2 separate regions of the Homo sapiens genome follow, and region 2 is linked to region 1. Evidence: chromatin loops called from intact Hi-C (ENCODE). Cell type or tissue: CD4-positive, alpha-beta T cell. All regions are shown on one strand.

Region 1 (2,500 bases):
CTCCACGGTCGCCCCCGCCTGAGCATCTGCGTTGAGGCTTCCTGTGTTCAGTTGTTGGACATCACTCAGCTGAAGCAGCTGAGAAATCAGCTCCATTACTGCACCCACAGCTTCGCAACTGGACATTTAAAATGAAGCAACATAGGCCGGGTGCGGTGGCTCACACTTGTAATCCCAGCACTTTGGGAGGCCGAGGCAGGTGGATCACTTGAGGCCAGAAGTTCGAGGCCACACTGGCCAACATGGTGAAACCCCGTCTCTACTAAAAATACAAAAATTAGCCGGGTTTGGTGGCACATGCCTGTAGTCCCAGCTACTCGGGAGGCTGAAGCAGGAGAATCTCTTGAACCTGGGAAGCAGAGGCTGCAGTGAGCCGAGATCGCCACTGCACTCCAGCTTGGGCCACAAAGCCCAGGCTGTCTCCAAAATGAAATAAAAGAAAAAAGTAAAATGCTGCCATAGAGATTAATTAAATCTAGGCTAATATCCTCCCAAGTAATAAACATAAAGTTACTTAAACAGCTGAGCCAGGCGCCCGCCAGTGTCGAGGGTGCTGTAGTGAGACAGGTGCACAGTGAGCATCCAGGAAATGTGGAGAGACCGCAAAACGAGGAGGCACAGAGGAGACGCGGGCCCCAGCGGGGGGAGTCAGTGACACGCCATGAAAACACACAACACGGACGTGGAAGGATAGAATATGCCAACACCGGGGAGGTGTCGACTGCGCTGTTAACTGAAGCGTACAACAGATAAAAGGAACTACAAAGCAACATTGTAAGTTCAAAAGGTGGCACAAGCCACTGAGAAAGGTTTCGAGTGTTAGGTTATATTCGCGGCAGATGTGGGGGTCTCTGGTGAGAGGAGGCCGTGGAGACCCTCAGAGCCTGACTTCACAGGACACGAGGCTCAGTGCAGGGGTCCACAGACCACAGTGAAGGCGAGAGCTGGGACTGCCAGCGAGTCCAGGAGCACAGTGGGTCTGGAGATGAGATGAGGCTGCAAATAAGGAAACTGACAAAGCCATCCAGGCTCCATGGCAACGGCACAGCTTCCGGAAACACGTTTCTTTCTGAATGAGAGGCTGCGGGAGGCAACAGGGAGGAAACCGGAGGTGGAGGCCGCCCCACGCGTCTGCCCAGCACCTCCTGGAGGGTGGATCTCCGAGCTGGGGGCCTCATCTGAAAGGGGCTGGAGTCTTTCACAGTTGGCATGGCAATGAAAAAAGGTATGAAAAGGCAGTTAACACATTTCAGGACAAGCAGATCAGAGCCAGCCCTGCAGGCATCTAGGCAGATGAGTAGGTACTTTTGGAATGTGGAGTTTGAGTGCAGGCTGCATGAGATCGCTTGGGAGCAGGCACCTTCAGCCTGCCGTGAAGTTTGACTGCCTAGTAAGCACATGCCTGCACCCTCAGCCTGTCGTGAAGTTTGAGTGTGTGGTAAGCTCGTGCCTGCACCCTCAGCCCGCCGTGAAGTTTGAGTGTGTGGTAAGCTCGTGCCTGCACCCTCAGCCCGCCGTGAAGTTTGAGTGCGTGGTAAGCACATGCCTGCACCCTCAGCCTGTCGTGAAGTTTGAGTGTGTGGTAAGCACATGCCTGCATCCTCAGCCCGCCCTGAAGTTTCAATGCGTGGTAAGCTCGTGCCTGCACCCTCAGCCCGCCGTGAAGTTTGAGTGCGTGGTAAGCACATGCCTGCACCCTCAGCCTGCCGTGAAGTTTGAGTGCCTGGTAAGCACATGCCTGCACCCTCAGCCTGCCGTGAAGTTTGAGTGCCTGGTAAGCACATGCCTGCATCCTCAGCCCGCCCTGAAGTTTCAATGCGTGGTAAGCACATGCCTGCACCCTCAGCCCACCATGAAGTTTGAATACCTGGTACGCACATGCCTGCACCCTCAGCCCCCCATGAAGTTTGAGTGTGCGGTAAGCACATGCCTGCACCCTCAGCCCACCATGAAGTTTGAATACCTGGTAAGCACGTGCCTGCACCCTCAGCCCACCGTGAAGTTTGAGTGTGTAGTAAGCACCTGCCTGCATCCTCAGCCAGTCGTGAAGTTTGAATGCCTGGTAAGCACGTGCCTGCATCCTCAGCCCGCCCTGAGGTTTGAGTGTGTGGTAAGCACCTGCCTGCACCCTCAGCCTGCCTGTGAGGTTTGAGTGTGTGGTAAGCACATGCCTGCATCCTCAGCCTGCCGTGAGGTTTGAGTGTGTGGTAAGCACATGCCTGCACCCTCACCCCGCCGTGAAGTTTGAGCACACGCTTACCACATGCCAGGTTCTATGTTAGGCTCCAGCTGCCCAAGAGTGAGCAGGGGGAAGCAGCCGCCCTCACGGGACCCAAAGTGTAGCATGAAGGTCAGTTGTGAGCTGGCGTGAATTCGGAAACCAGCTTCCGGAGCATTGAGCGAAGGTTCGCCTTGTGAGCAGCGCACGTCGTCTAGATGCTGCCCGTGGATCTGTGCATTGCGCCTGCGTGCGCCCTTTCCTCTTTGCAGTGACCTGCGT
Region 2 (2,500 bases), 67 kb before region 1:
CCCATCTTGATCAGTTCGCTATGTATTTATTAAACTCATCAAAATTATATGTTCTGAGAATCCTCTTTTATTTGTACTTTTGAAAAATTATAAAATTTTGTAATTTTTCTTACAGTGATAACATTTTTTAACATAGGAAAGTTGAAAAGAAAGAATTCTAAGCCTGCTGAAGAGTTGGAAATTTGAAGAATACAGAGTGGAGGTGAAGGACAGTTTCCTACAGGAGGGCGGGTATGAGGGAGAGAAGGTGTTTCCTGAGTCCCTGCAGGAAGCCACAGCAGTGAGGGCAGGCTGGAGGCAGAGCCTGGCCAGGGAGGCTTATCCCCCAACACCAGGGAGAGGCAGGGCAGGCAGGTGGGAGGCTCTGCAGATTGCAGGGAGAATTCATCATTATGAATGTCATAAAATTTATCTTATGACAGATAAATAGATTTTTTTAATTTTTCATGCCAACTATGAGTGGTAAAGAATGACAAGTTTTCTTCAGTTTGGCACTTACCAATATTCGTGACTAAAGTCAGTAAATCACATGCTTAGACAAGATATGAAAAAGACTCACAATTCCTTAATTAGTGAGCAGATTTTCTTTTCTTTGAGACAAAGCTCTGGGAAGGAAAACTCTCATTCCCAATGGCCCTAAACCAGCCTATTTGTTCCTCTATGTCTGTCCGCAGCCTCTTCCCCTCCATATCTCGGGGACTGCCCAGGCCATCCTGAGCTCAGCCAGGCTCCATCCCACCAACTCTCCATTCGATCCAATGGTCCGCAGGTCCTGAGGGTTCAGGAATACCCCTCTGTTCTGCCCTGTCCTCTTTCTTACCTCTCTCCTGGATTTTGTCAACCTAAACAACAAACAGAGAAAGGACATCCAAATGAGAATAACTTTTATTCTGGAATGGGCATTGCAGTAGGAACCCAAGTGCCATGCCAACCTGCACGTACTCGGAGGGGTCAGTGACAACAAAGGTTTTTGAAGGAAAATGAGGAGAACCACACGATTGTTTTGAGATGATTTATTATTCTTGGCTACAAGGATCAATAACAAGGGTGGCCCCAGTCCAGGCTGCGCAAGCAGTTGCTGGGCAGATGACCTCACAGAAGTATTTTTTGGGTAAGGTTGTGGTGGCCTTTGTGCACAGTTGTGGTTTCCTGCCGTCTTTTGTGGTAGTTCTTGTTGCCAGGCATTCATCTGTGAGTCTCCTCCCTTCCCTGGCTCCGTTTTTCAGGGTTTTGACATAAGCGTCTCCAGTCTGATTCTGACAAATGTCACAACTGGACACGTTCTCCCCTCAGTGACCTCACAGTCCTCCTATTAAAACAAACTGCCTAGAATTGATCAGATAATTTAATTCACACAAGCTCTATGTGGATGAGTAACATGAACAGAGAAATCTTGCTCAGAGAAATATTGTATTTTATTAACAATTGAAACTGCAAACCAAAAAAGTAAAATATATTCATGGTCTTCACTTTGGAGCCCAAAGATGTAAAGACAGCCCTGACATCACCTCAGCAGAGAGAAAGCAAAATTCCGTTTTCAGGTCTGGGAAATGCAGGCACAGGCAGCGAACATCAGGATCTTCTCAGATCAAACCTACTTCTCAAAGCCTGGACCCTCAGGGACAACACTCTGGGCTTAAAAATAAACAGAAACAATAATGCCTCTAACTTCAAACTATGGCGAGGAAAACTGCCTTATTCAAACCTTCATATTGAGGTTCTGAAAAGTAATTTCCTCTGGGGTTTCTAGCCCCAGTGTGGAATCCAGGTGCATTTACAGAGGCAAATCACATGGGAAGTTTAATGGAGAATTAATCCTAAAGTGGCCCTGAACTTATTTTACCTGAACATACAGGACAGTGGCAAAAATAAGTCTACTCTTAAGCTAACTTGACTTAAATCTGAACTCAAAGAAATTCCACAGATAAACTTTCAGGAAAAACGAACTAACCATCCAAAATCAAGAAACACATTAGCAACAAGTTTCAGTGCAGCAGGTCGGCAGGATCAGAGCCACAGAGGCTCCAGCCACAGAAGTCATCCGAGACTCTGGCAAGCCTGCGGCTGAAGGATTTTTAAATAAGGAAAGAACAGACTGCAGATGGACCAAGAGCAACTGTCTAAAAATGTGCAAACAAAGTTGGAAATGAACCAAATTCAAAGTCTAGGCAAGCAAAACATAACATTTAAAATTCAAAGCCTGATGTATGTATTAAAAATCAGATTAGACATTGTTGAGTAAAAAAGCAGTGAACCCCCAAAATGGATCCAGTGAAAATTCAGGGAGAGAAGGGTATAAAAGAGAGATTAGGATCCACTGCTGATTGCATGCGAAGGTCCAATGTTTTTGTATAGATATGAAATATTTTTAATCTTATTTCTAGGCACAATATCTTTTTAATTTCTGTTCATTTGTTTTATATATTTGCCATTATAAATTGGTCTCATTGTATTTTCTATCTGGTTGCAGTTCACATATTTAAACATGTTGTTTTACATA

What was found. Peaks named below come from ENCODE experiments on the same cell type or tissue, not always from the same donor. Only the 100,000 strongest peaks of a DNase experiment are listed, where the experiment ranks them.
Region 2: it touches region 1 in a loop (9-fold over the local background); 6 of 110 quality-filtered maps call a loop at or near these places.

The regions. Positions count from the first base shown.
Region 1 is chr2:392,701-395,200 of GRCh38, reverse strand. No RefSeq gene overlaps it. Among named protein-coding and RNA genes, the nearest start is that of LINC01865, 78 kb to the right of the region's middle. RefSeq lists an enhancer at 863-1,562. In CD4-positive, alpha-beta T cell, no CTCF peak of the experiment used is centred here; DNase peaks (open chromatin) are centred at 640 and 1,060; H3K4me3 peaks cover 1,054 bases; H3K27ac peaks cover 701 bases.
Region 2 is chr2:459,709-462,208 of GRCh38, reverse strand. No RefSeq gene overlaps it. Among named protein-coding and RNA genes, the nearest start is that of LINC01874, 32 kb to the left of the region's middle. In CD4-positive, alpha-beta T cell, no CTCF peak of the experiment used is centred here; a DNase peak (open chromatin) is centred at 1,148; H3K27me3 peaks cover 300 bases.